Regions from separate parts of the Homo sapiens genome. Here all the other regions are linked to region 1. Evidence: chromatin contacts called from ENCODE Hi-C data. All regions are on one chromosome and are shown on one strand. The core of a region is the stretch at or near the end of the contact, and the rest is flanking DNA. Distances in the headings are between cores, read along the strand shown.

Region 1 (3,090 bases), core at 424-2,923:
ACAAACAAAAAAAAAGTCAAATTCATAGAAACAGAGAGTAGGATGGTGGCTACCAGGGGTGGCGGAAATGAAGAGACGTTGGACAAAGGTAAAATTTAAATTATGTAGAATGAATAAGTTCCAGAGATCTAATGTACACCATGGTGACGATCATTAATAATACTGTACTGTATACTTGAAATCTTCTGAGAGTAAATCTTAAGTGTTTTCACCACACACACAAAAATTCTAACTGGCCAGGTGTGGTGGCTCACCCCTGGAATCCCAGCAATTTGGGAGGCCAAGGTGGGAAAATTACTTGAGTCCAGGAGTTCAAGACCAGCCTGTGCAACATAGTGAGAACTCCTTTCTCTAAAACAAAACAAAACAGAAAGTATGTGAAGAGATGAATATGATAATTATCTTGACTAATAATCAACATCAAGTTGTATATCTTAAATATATAAAATTTTTAAAATAGTAAAGAAAATATAATCATCATTCTCAGTAATCTATTTCCTCTAGTTTTCTTCATAATTTACCACTTTCTGAAATTACATTACACATTTGTTCATTTCTTCCTCCATTAGAACATATGCCCTACGAGAACAAAAATTTGGTCTGTTTTAGTAACCACTGTATTCTTACAACACCTAAGATATAGCCTGGCATATAGTAAACAGCCTAAAAAATATTTGTTGAGTGAATGAATAAAACAAACTTGGAAGAGATTTGAGAGATAATAACAAATATTGACCAAAGAAGAGGGAAAGCTAATATCTGAACTGATGAAAAAGATCTTTCCTAATTGTAGTGGTTTTTGTTTTAAACCTAAGAGAGCATACATTGCTCCCTAGGGTTCCTACCATACGTTTTGATTTCCTAAACACTATCTAAGTCAAATTAGATTTACCTTCAAACAATTACACATGGTGCAGCCGTGCAGCAGAAAAAGCAGTAGATGGGGAGTTAGGAGACATATGTTCTAGATCCAGCTTTGCAATTAACTTGCTTTGTGACTTTGGGAAAATCACTTCCCTCCTGTGGGCCTGTTTCCTCATATGTTGGAGTACCTCGAGGATGAGAATGGATTTTGTTTTTCCTGCTGTATCCTAGGCGCTTAGAGTAATGCTGGCCCTAAGAAATCTGTTGAATGACTGAATGAATGAACAAACAAAAGGAGGAGGCAGTACTTCATTACTGAACCTTGCTTGTGAAGAAACACAGCCGGCAAATGAGTTTAGTTTACCAAGCGCTTTCATGTGTTTGCAGACAACACACTCGGTGTCTCGCACACGAGGTTAATCCTGCTTGCTTAATAAATAAATGAATGAGTGAAGTGAAAAGGAAAGGGGGTGGTATTTCCGTTATAAAATGAGAAAACTAAGGCCGAGAGTGGAAGAGACTGGGTCCCACCACTCAATGAGTGCTTCTCAACTCGGGACCCTAACCGGACCTCCTTGTCCTTGCTCTGATCAGGCGCGGGACCACGATGGCGTAACACTCTATTTTGAATTCGTCCCTAATCCTCCTTAACTTTCCTTGAACATGACCCACCGTCCACCATAAAGCTTTACCTGAATCGAGACCAAAATTCTCTACATGGTGTCCCTGAGACTGTCCACATGAAGACTCTTCTGGTAATGCCCGACACAGATCGCGCCGCCATCTTCGATGAGATCCACGGGCCTGAGCGCAGCCTTCAGCCAGCAGTGACGCGCCCAGACCAGCCAATCGGATACAATCCCAGTGGCAAGAGCTTTCTTTTTCCTGTAGGCTCCCTCGCCCTTTGCACGCTGGGAAATGTAGTCCAGTAGCTGTTGCTGGCGGCGTCTGGACCGCGGCGCTCTTTCCGAGCATGACGGGAGTTGTAGTTGAGGGGGCCTCGGGAAGAATCTGGGTGACGCCTTCTGGTCCGGGGGCGGGCGGTCATAGCGTTACTTGGCTGCAAGGAGGAGGAACTGGCAGCGGGGAGGAGGCTCTAGCGAGGCCTGAAAGGCTGCGTAACCAGGCAGGAGTAGGGGTTGGGGTTCGGGGTTGGGGGACAGCCAGGGATCGCGTCTGATATGCTGTTGGGGTCGTGACCGTCTGGGGGCCGAGGCAGGCACTGGCCAGACCCAGCCAGGGATCCTCGTATTCGTCGAGCCTAATTTCCAGCAGCCGGGTAGGCCTCACCAGAGGCTCCTTTCCGTGAGGCCGCCCCCAATTCCTGCCCCTATTCTCTGCCTGGGAGATGGCTTCCCCGAGCCCCCCGCCGGAGTCGAAGGTAAGTAAGCACCCCCCCGGGGATCCCGGTTGTCTCGCCGCTACCCCAGCTAGGCCGCACCACTGCTTTCTCCCCCAGGCCCCCCACCAACCTCCTGACCGCCTCTTTAGGGCCAGCGCCTTGCAAGGAACTCCCCACTAGTGCATTGGGGTGCGGTTCGCGAACAAACTGCCCACTGGCTCCCTTTTTTTTTTTCTTTTTCTAGAGAGACTTGATAAATCGGCCTGAGAAAATAAGTAATGCTCCAGACTAGCTCTCTCATTTGTGAGTTCTCCAGGTGAAGCACCATTTTTGACCTTCCCTTGTGTCTTCTGTTCCTGGCACAGTGCCTGGACCCCAAGGTACACGCTTAGAGAACCTCAAGGAATTGAATTGAATAGAGTCACAAGCCAGTGCAAATGGAAAATTGAAGTAGGCAATGAGGTGAGGGAAGCTTGGAGAGGCCTTGGGGCAGTTTACTAAAATTAAACTCTCAGGGCATAATAAATCAGAAAAGCCTTATCCGTAGGTCCTTTCTAGTCTGAGATGTCTGTCAGTTACAGTTCGTTCCCAGAATTGGGCAACATATGGAACTTTCAGTTATCATGTTCCTCCTAGCCTACTTGGCCACAATAAGTGATTGCCTCTGTCACTTTTAGTGGTAGAATTGTCCTTGAGACAACAGGAACTGACTACAGAAATCATACTATTTCAGGGGTTGCTGACATTTGAGGATGTGGCTGTGTTTTTTACCCAGGAGGAGTGGGATTATCTGGACCCAGCTCAGAGAAGCCTGTATAAAGATGTCATGATGGAGAATTATGGAAACCTGGTCTCACTGGGTAAGAATCTGCTGTTTCTCTAAT
Region 2 (3,050 bases), core at 530-3,029, 8.7 Mb before region 1:
ACTCAGGGAAGGGGGTGGACACATACTTGTCTGGAACGTGCAGAGAGATCCAAGTGCCAGAGGCAACTGCGTCAAAGCCTCTGCTCTTTCAACATGGGTGTCCTTTTGCTCCAAGCCTGAAACTTGCTGCTTCATCTGCCACTACTTTTGAAATTTAATGTATCAGCCCTCACTAAAGAAAAGTCTTAGGTTTACCTAAAATGCAGAGATACATCTAATCTTACCAAGGAATTGGAAGATTAGTATTTGTTTTGGGAAAGGATTCAGGGGATCAGCACAGTAACCCAACAACAAAAGGACTCACGCAGAAACATCCCTCACTTTGCCAATAGTGGACTACACAAGAGAAGGACAGCTTTAGGTTAGCCTGGTCCATTATTAATTCACCTAAAGATCTTGAGCAAAGCTTGTAGTCTCTGTTCTTTAGTTCCCTGTGCTAATGAGCAACAAAATCCAAAGGCACAACCTAGGGGCTACCTGGGTGTTTGCAGCTTACACTACAGCTGACCAATGCACCCAGCATAGGAACAACAGAAGCAAGGCAGGACTCCACTGCCTACATCATCCCTGACAAGCTGTTCGACTCGGGCAATGCCCTTAACCTCTCTGATTTTCACTTTATTTATCTGTCCAAGGGATGACAATTATCACTTGCTAAGCATAACTTGATGGGTTCCTGCGTAACTGGTCTTTGCAACAATCCCACAAAGTGAATTCTACTACTAGTTCCACTTCACAAATGTAGACACTGAGATTCCTGTGCCTTTAACACCCATGCTCTAACTCCTCCCTACATGACACCTATCCTCGCCTCCCTCACCCCCCTCCCCCGTTCCAGCCGGCCACATTCCTGCGTGGTTGTACCAGACAGCAAAAGGTCAGAGAGATCTGGGCCCTCACAGAAACCCACACGCTTCACTCTTGGGATTCACCTTTGCGAGATCTTACTGCAGTTTCTAAAACTTTCACCCTCGTTGAATTCAGGTGAAAGCCTTCAAATTCTAAAAGGTTGAGAAGAGGACCTGTGGACAACATCCCCTTACTATTAACAGCACAGCAATTCCGTAGTCTCACGAGGCTGAACTCTTTTGGTGCTGAGAGTAACAGCACTGTGGGCACTCTGCTTCTTCCTCCAGTGCTGGCCGGGCCCTCCGTCCCAACCAAGCCTCCACCCCACTGCGGCCTGGCAGTCCGGCGGGCATCCAGGCGGGAGGCGGCACCGCGTGAGGCTGAGCGCGGCACCGACGGGGCGGGGAGGGGGATGTGGAACTGACTCTGACGGGGAACGGGAATACTGAGGGGACGACAGACCGGCCAGGAGAAGGATCTGGGGCAATGGGAGACTGACCCAGTAGAGAGGGGATACTGGGGTGATGAGGAACCCAAGCGGTAGGGGGGGATGCTGGAGGGTGGGGGAATTCCGGAGACCGGCCGGGGAGGAGGAAGGTACTGGGGGGACGTGGAACCGACCCTGTTGAGGAAACGGATAATGGGGGCGGGGTGATACCGGCCGTCGGAGTGAGGTACCGGACCTGCGCCGCACGTCCACCGCTCACCTGCGCGTGGGCCACCACCAGGCTCTTATTGCCCTCTCCGTGGTACCCCCATTCATTCTCGTCCATCTTCCCCTCTTCCATGCCCAGGCGCAGCCCTGGCGCCTCGCGGGCTAGGACTCGGGGACGCGAGCTGGGGGCCGCCCGCCTCGCTGGGAACCAGCCGCTGCGGTCGGGGGAGGAGCGCCTGTCAGCTGCCGCCCCCGCTCGACCCCGCCGCGGCGACTAGCAAGCTGTGGCCGCCGGAAGCCACGCCCCCGGCGCCTGCCATGACGGAGTCGGGCAATTCCGGGTTCGTGACACTTTCCTCACACCGATCGCGACGGTGGATGGGCCGGCGGCCATCTTAGGTACTGGTAGAGCGACTCATTTCCGGAACGCGGTCTTGGGAGCCGGAAGAGAAGCTTCCGGCCTCGGCGCCGGATGTGTAGCTGGCGGAAGGAGCCGGCGGCTTTTCGGCGCCCGGTAGTGACCGGCAGTCCCCGGGTAGCCAGGGTGTCTGGGTGTTGGGACCGCTTAGTCGCGAGACCCCAGCAAACCTCTTGGCGTCTCTGAGCCTCAGCTTTTGCTTCTGTAGAATAGGGTGTACTCATCGTACATTTCATGGGAATACCTAACGCAGTCATTTGGATGGTCCTGTGAGGTAGAAAACATTGTCCAACGTTCTACGCGAGGAAATGTGGCTGGGCCACAGGACTGGACTCCCCAGTCCCGCTTTTGCCTGAAGACTTCGAGGGACGCAGTTGGAGCGCAAGGCTCCTGCTTGGCGGTGAGGCAGAGGGCTAACGACCTTCCTTCTCCTAAATTCACTGATGCGGCGGCAAGAATGGCACCGCCTCGTAGAGCTACCGCATTTCCCAAACTCGTAGTCTCAGGACCACTTTATACTCATAAAAATGAGGGCCCCAAGCTTTTGCTAATGTGGGTTACAGCTATCGATGTTACCACATTCTAAGTTAAAATGCTTTAAAGTTTTTTGTTGTTTCGTTTAAAAGTAAACAGCCGGGCGCGGTAGCTCACGCCTGTAATCCCAGCACTTTGGGAGGCTGAGGCGGGCGTATCACCTGAGGTCAGGAGTTTGAGACCAGCCTGGCCAACATGGTGAAACCCTGTCTCTACTAAAAATACAAAAATGAGCCAGGTATGGTGGCGCAGGCCTGTAATCCCAGCTACTCCGGAGGCTGAGGCAAGAGAATCATTTGAACCCAGGAGGCGGAGGTTGCGGTAAGCCAAGATCGCGCCATTGCACTCCAGCGTGGACGACAGAGTGAGACTCCATCTCAAAAAAAAAAAAAAAAAAAAAAGTAAACATTACATTCCACGCCCACCACCAAAATAAAGGAGTGGTATTGTTTTACACTTTTGCAAATCTTTTTAAAATCTGACCTAATAGGTTCTCACATGTGCTTCGGCATTCGGTCTGCTGCAATATATTGCATTGGTTGACATACACATTGTGAAGAACATCTGCAGTTATGTAGTTCACAAAGAGAGGAC
Region 3 (3,173 bases), core at 70-2,569, 7.6 Mb after region 1:
ATGTGTAACTGCTGTTTTCAAATATGCGCAGGGCTGGGCAGGAGAAGAGATAATAGCATTTAGAATTCTATGCAACAGCTACAGGCTCCCCTTCACTGAACATGTTTAAGCAGGGTACTGGTGGCCAGGTGTCAAGGATGCTAAAGAAAGAATTTTTAGTCAGATAATCTTTAAGATTTCTTCTACCTCTAAAATCTTGGTAATCCTAGTATGAGTCACGAAGTGGTTACAACCTAGATGTGAGTCACACATCGCCAACGCGCTCCCGAAGGCACAGAATTCACTCCCCACAGTGCTTGGCATCTTACCACAGACCTAAGTGAGGAATTCTAGCCCTGAAGCTGCATATAACCCAGCTCAGAGAAACAAAAACTTTCCTAAAACTCAGGGCGTCGGTTAGCTGATTGGCAAATACAGTAACGCACACATCCCAAACGGGACTTGGCAAAACGGTGTGCATCTGGATTAACTGTCATACAGTCTCCACGTCACTCTTCCACGAGGCCGGACAGAAGCGGGCAGAAGTGAGCAGCAGCAGGTTCAGGGGAAGGGGTAGGGTGGCCGGGATGAATGGGAGGCCAGCGAACTGACCTACGGCGGGGAGGGACAAAGGATCAGGGAGCGCACGCTGGGCGGGGAGGCCGGGAGGAATACCCCAGGCGGAGGAGCCGGGCTCGGGACCAGGCTGCGAACTGGTGACAAAGTCGGTTATCGTGGAGGGCCCTAAGTACCAGCGAGGGGCCCCGCGGGGGTCCTCTCTGCCTCGGGAGCTGGGCTCAACCACTCGCCCCGCGGAGGGGGCATCGCCCGGCCGGGGGCACCCGGGAGCCGCAGACCCGAGGCAGGTACTGGGGGCAAAGGCCCAGGCCGGCACCCCCGCCCCGCAGCCTCCCCTGCTGCCGAGTCCACTCAACCCTGCCGCCGGAGTTTGGATTATCCAGTCTCTCGCCGCCCGGGCCGAGGCCCGTCCCGGAGCCCCACACAGGCGGTCCGACAAGAACGCCGCAGTGCCGGCGCGGAAAGTGGGGCAGCGGCTGCCTCCCGTCCGGTCGTGCGAGCGGCGGCCGCCATCGCGGGCCGCGGCGGGAAGGAGAAGAGGGGCCGCGCCAGGCGCCACTTTACCTGAGAAACCAGCGGGAGTAGCGTCTGCTCCACCGAGCGAGTTTTGATCTCCAGTCCCGAGTCGAGGGCGAAGCCCGAAGAGCCGGAGCCGTAGACTGCTCCGGCGCCGCCAACGCCGGCGGGTCCGGGAGAGGCGGCCATGGCCCTCGGTCTATCCCGCAGCCGGGACTCCGCGCCGCGGCGAGCCTGCCGCCAGTCAGCCCACCCGCCCGAGGCGGCGGCGACAGGACACTCGCGCCAACCGAGACCCCGCCCCCAGGGGCCCGCCCCCCCAGGGCTCCGCCGCCAACCCTGCGTCCCCGACGCCCGTCACCGTATGTCCCCGCCCACCCCCGGCCTCTGCCCCGCCCGCGCAGTCCAGCCTGGTGTGGGCTCCCTGCAACCCCACCCCCTAAGCCGGGTCCCGCCCCCACATGGCCCCGCCCTTATCTCTTCTCAGACCCCTTCCATGGGTTCCAGGCACCTTCTCGCCAGGGTGGCGAGGAGAAACAAAACACATCTGTCACACAGCCACATGGCCTCCTCTTACTTGGACAGACAAGCGTCCCCAGCAAAGCTTCCCGTCCTCTCGATAGGTGACTCGTCCTAAATCAGCTCTGAATTCCCGCAAAGACTTCTGGAAGCTGTGCTGGGGTTGAAACTGGTAGACCAAAACCAGAATCAAGTCTGTTGGGAGGGGCCTTTCCCCTGGGACGGGAATTCCAGTGGTAATGTCTTCCTGGGGCTTCTCCGGAAGGTCCAATTTCCACTCCACCCTGCTCATTCTTTCACCATGTATTTCTCACAAACACTTTGAGCTGGATTGAAGGGGAAACATTTGATAATGCAATCATTAATGGAGTATCTGGGTATTCGGCAGGAAGTCAGTATATCTTTCACACTACTGTTTAGACTTATTCAAAAGAAATTTAAAAGAAACATGAAAAAGCCTCATCTACTGTTCAACACTACTTCTTAAAACTATTTTTCGAAGTTTTTTCCTAGTGCCAGGCACAGAGCAGTTTCTTCATAACTGTTCATTGCATGAAAACACCAAGTGTGTATTTCTGACAACTCACTTGAGGGGAAGGGTAAGAATCAGTTCTGTAAGCACAACTCTGAGCTCGCACAGAGCCCCACGATGGGGGCGGGGAGCTGAAGACTCCTATTCTAAGGTCTCCAGGAGCAAGGCCAAAAGGAGGTTGTCAGCAGTATGCACGCCGTGAAGGAATTCCAGACTTAAGCAACAGACTGAGAAGCATGAAAAAATGTTTTGTCAACTACCATATCTGCCAGTGAGAACCTGTCAGAGTAAAAAAGAATCTGAGGCTGGCCAGTCCACCCGGACACCTTGGCCTGGATCATTTCTTCTTCCATAACACCAGATTGATGAGCTGGGTACATCAACCTGAGGCATAAGAAAGCTCTTTCCCAAGCACCGTTGAAAGGCGCTTCACAGTGCTTCAACCTGTAGCTTCAGCTTCATCAATCTACCAGTGCTGCACAGCTGTCTTTGGTATTGAAGATAGCCAAGCTTCAGCTTCTTTTTCTTCATTCAAAAAGGACAGGTCCTCAATCCAACTTTTTCTTCCAATTCTTCTCAGCCAACCATCTCACCACTTCCTTACCTATCACAAGGCCACCTTCCCCTGTGCACTGAGGGCCCTTGACCTCTTTAAGGCGCCCAGTGTCCACTTCCTGGACACACCTTCCCTTACGAAGTTGACAGTATCTCCTAAGAATTCAGTGTACACAATGGTGCCGGAGGAAATGGCATAACAGAAGGCCTAAGAGACGGATGGATTCATGAAACTTTGGCTTCACAAAAGATCAAGTTTTTCAACACACAGGAGATTAAGTTTACCACATGATTCATTCAACACTAGTAATTTTATTTCAAAATATAAATATTTCACATTAATAAAGAAGTTACATCAGTAGGTTGTCAAAGCAAGTTAGCTAAGAAACAGCATTTGTGTGAGAACAGAGGGTATTTATTGTATTCGAATATTCTTTTTTACTTTTGAATTGCCTCCTTCACCTGAGAACCCAGGGATGATACATTTTCAAAG
Region 4 (3,057 bases), core at 453-2,952, 7.7 Mb after region 1:
GTTTTGGGTCATTCATCACTCTGCCAATAACCTCAGGCAAGCCAAAACACCGCTAGACAGATAAGGGGAATTAATATTTTCCAACTTAATGACGTCAAGGTACACTGAACTTTATTTCACTGACAAAAGAAGTGAATCAATTTGTAAATGGTACTGTTTATGAATCAATTGGCATTCTTACGCACTAAATCTCCACTTGTTTTTAACAGTCTCCAGTTAAATATGTGGATAATTAACTAGTCCACAATATAGTCTGAGTTAGGAATTGTGTCACTAGATTACCTTTGAAATCTTTCCAATTCTAAAGCTCCCTGGTTTTGTAAGAGTAAGCTCAGGTTAATCCAAGCATCACAAATCTACGTCTCTCCCCTTCACGCGGTCAGCTGCTTTACTCCAGGCGGGAGGAGGTGTGCTGTGGTACACCAGTCCCTGCACAACAAAAGCAGTTACCTAAAAGTAAAGCGTGGAGAGGAAGAAGCACAGGCAGCTCAGCACCCAGTGCCTTGCACAAATTATACAGGAATCACCTGAACTGAGAGGCAGCACCAGCCAGTGAAGCAAGCTTTGTTTTAGGACTTGTAAGAAATCTAAGACACCCAAACCCCTCTTTGTCCCTAAGTAGCCCTAGCCTGGTAAGAGGTCACCTTTCCTATCTGCAGGATGGCAAGTTGGCCTAGAATCTCTAAGGTCCCTTCCAGCTCTGACATTCAGATGCGCAGAACTGAGGGTGGCCGAAGCACCCCCGCCCTCTCCAACCAGAAGTAAAACCAAGCCCCACTGCCATGCTCTGAGGCCTCTCTCTGCAAAGCGAAATAACGATTCTCAATCCAGGGCACTGTCCCCCTAAGAGGGCCTATTAGGATTGAAACAAGGCGAAAAGCAGGGAGGCTGTTTCAAATCACGCCCGCCCCCTTTTTGGAAGAATGTCCGCCAAATTCCTGAGGTGTGAGAAGGAAAGCGGAGACGGACGGTCACTGCAGCACAGGTGTGGCCCCTCGTCGCCCCTGCACCGGGAGGAACAGCTGCAGGATTGCACCCCAGAGCGCCGGGACCACGGGCGGGGGACGGGGGCGGACTGCCGCTCACTCACCCACAGGCTGCTGAAGTAGTCCAGCCCGCGGCAGATGAGCGTGGCAGCGTGCACCAGCAGCACCTGCACGCCCAAGTAGCTGCCGAGGCAGTAGAGGCCGTACAGGAGCGGGCCGCCGGCGCCGAGCAGCAGGAGCAGGCGGCGGCGGCGCAGCGCCTGCTCGCCCAGGGCCTCGACGCCGTAGTCGACGAAGCAGAGCGGCAGGAGCAGCGCGGCCAGGACGATGGGCGTGTGCGCGCGGTGCAGGCGCTGCAGCCAGTGGCGGCCCAGGCGCGTCAGCGAGCTCTTGAAGGGGTGCAGAAAAGTGCCGCATAGCACGGCCCAGAGCAGCGGCCGCAGGAAGGCCTCCAGGATGAAGTAGACCAGCACCGCGGCGCCGCAGCACAGGCACACGAACAGCACGGCCCCGGTGTTGTAGAAGGCCTGCTTAATGGGCTTGTCGAAGCGCAGCGCCAGCGCCGCGGTCCGCGGGGTCTCCCCGCCACCGCCACTCGGCCCGACCGCGCGCGGGACCCGCGGCGCCGGCCCGGGAGAGCTCCGCAGGCTTGGCGCGTCCTTAGGGCCGCCGCCGTCGGCCATCGTTCCTCCGCCACAGCCGCCCCCGAGGGGCGGTAATGGGAGTCGGGCTAGAAACGCGGGCGGGAGGCAGGGCGGGAGGCGCGCGAGATTGTGGGAGTTGTAGTTCCCCGCTGGTTTACAGACCCACCAAGCGCTTGCAGGAAACTACAACTCCCGAAGGGGAAATGGGGAAAACGCCTCCGCCTCCTTGGTGTCCGCAAGGTCCTGCTAACAAGTTTGCAGGGTCTATATCTTCCTGGAGGGGGGGGGGGGGGGAAGCTCCTTTCACTCATTCGTTAATGTCAATTTCTCGCGAGGCGAGATCCCAAAAGGCGCCACATTCAGATATTAAAACCCAAGCTGCATACTAGAATACCGTGGGGGAGTACTTTTAAAGAACCAATGCCCCGATTCTGTTTTACTGATTTATTTAACAGATATTTTTAAAGTGTTTTCTTTGGTGTATCTGACAGGATTTTAAATAGAGATTACCATATAACAGGCCCTATTCTAAGTGGCTCACTCCTATTAACTCATTTAATCCTTAGAACAACCCTACAAAGAAGGTGTTATTATCCTCATTTTACCAACAGAAAAACTGAGACAGAGCCGTTAAGTACGCAGCCAGAGTCACACAGCTACCAAGTGGCACAGGCAAGATTCAAACTCAGGGATTCTGGCTCCAAAGGCTATACTTTTATCTACCATAGTATTTGGCCTGAGGAAAGAACTCTTGGCATTTTTCAAACGTTCCTCATAAGCCTGTAATTTGCAGCCGCTGTTGACAACTGTTTGTGCAGGTTTCGCTGTGGACGCAATCTAAACTCTTAAAAGAGTCGTAGATCAAAGTCTCAAACTGCCACTGTTTCTTTTTGAGACTTGATGTAATGTCAGTTAAGCCCCCAATCTCAAGTTTTCCTCTGTCACATGGCGATGATAATAATAATAGCTTTTGCTTTAGGGTTATTGTGTGGGGGAAGGGAAACTCTGGGGCGGTACAAGGTGCTTCTGTTCCCCTATTGGAAAAGTGCTGGGATCCAAGCCTGCTACCCATAAAATATCCCAATCAACATTTTGATTTAAAAAAAAAAAGAAAGCCTTGACTGAGTACTCAACATGTGATTGCTTCAAACCTTGCAAGTTGTCCCTTTCCTGTTTCAATAGTATTCCTATTAATTTCTACATAATTTTTGTTTCCCTTCTAAAGCAGACAAGACAGGTAACATAATCCACAGTTTGCAGATAAAGAAACTATTGCTTGATAGATTTGGAGACAAAGGGATTTAGTAAAGGAAGTAAAGGAAAAAGTAATTCCCTATCCATCTCGATTGTAAGTTTTAGGTCTCAGTATTTCAGATGGCCTTTGGAGTTTTATAACCAAAACGCAGGTTTAGTCGCTCACCACTTGC

What was found. Hi-C counts contacts between places; a loop is a spot of excess contacts on that map. Pooled maps may share reads with other maps.
Region 2: a loop to region 1 is called in a pooled map, with 9 times the contacts of the local background. The contact joins the promoter of IPPK here to the promoter of MRPL50 in region 1. A Hi-C loop is called at or near these places in 4 of 50 pooled maps.
Region 3: a pooled map shows a loop between it and region 1 (17-fold over the local background). The contact joins the promoter of CTNNAL1 here to the promoter of MRPL50 in region 1. A Hi-C loop is called at or near these places in 5 of 50 pooled maps.
Region 4: a pooled map shows a loop between it and region 1 (24-fold over the local background). The contact joins the promoter of TMEM245 here to the promoter of MRPL50 in region 1. A Hi-C loop is called at or near these places in 3 of 50 pooled maps.

What each region holds. Positions count from the first base shown.
Region 1 is chr9:101,396,945-101,400,034 of GRCh38, forward strand. It overlaps MRPL50 (mitochondrial ribosomal protein L50), which reads right to left and starts at 1,674. Exons shown (of 2, transcript NM_019051.3): 1 at 1,557-1,674. The coding sequence starts at 1,648. ZNF189 (zinc finger protein 189) reads left to right here and starts at 1,907. Exons shown (of 3, transcript NM_003452.4): 1 at 1,907-2,245; 2 at 2,940-3,066. The coding sequence starts at 2,213. RefSeq lists enhancers at 787-1,316, 1,317-1,845, 1,378-1,907.
Region 2 is chr9:92,668,352-92,671,401 of GRCh38, forward strand. It overlaps IPPK (inositol-pentakisphosphate 2-kinase), which reads right to left and starts at 1,780. Exons shown (of 13, transcript NM_022755.6): 1 at 1,557-1,780. The coding sequence starts at 1,637. LOC107987095 (a long non-coding RNA gene) reads left to right here and starts at 2,011. Exons shown (of 2, transcript XR_001746837.2): 1 at 2,011-2,322. RefSeq lists enhancers at 882-1,051, 1,792-2,241, 2,252-2,301 and a silencer at 1,572-1,751.
Region 3 is chr9:109,012,180-109,015,352 of GRCh38, forward strand. It overlaps CTNNAL1 (catenin alpha like 1), which reads right to left and starts at 1,320. Exons shown (of 19, transcript NM_003798.4): 1 at 1,123-1,320. The coding sequence starts at 1,263. It overlaps TMEM245 (transmembrane protein 245), which reads right to left. Exons shown (of 18, transcript NM_032012.4): 18 at 2,956-3,173. RefSeq lists an enhancer at 508-1,011 and a silencer at 673-1,562.
Region 4 is chr9:109,118,245-109,121,301 of GRCh38, forward strand. It overlaps TMEM245 (transmembrane protein 245), which reads right to left and starts at 1,703. Exons shown (of 18, transcript NM_032012.4): 1 at 1,091-1,703. The coding sequence starts at 1,669. RefSeq lists silencers at 1,033-1,142, 1,493-1,662, 1,803-1,852 and an enhancer at 1,333-1,382.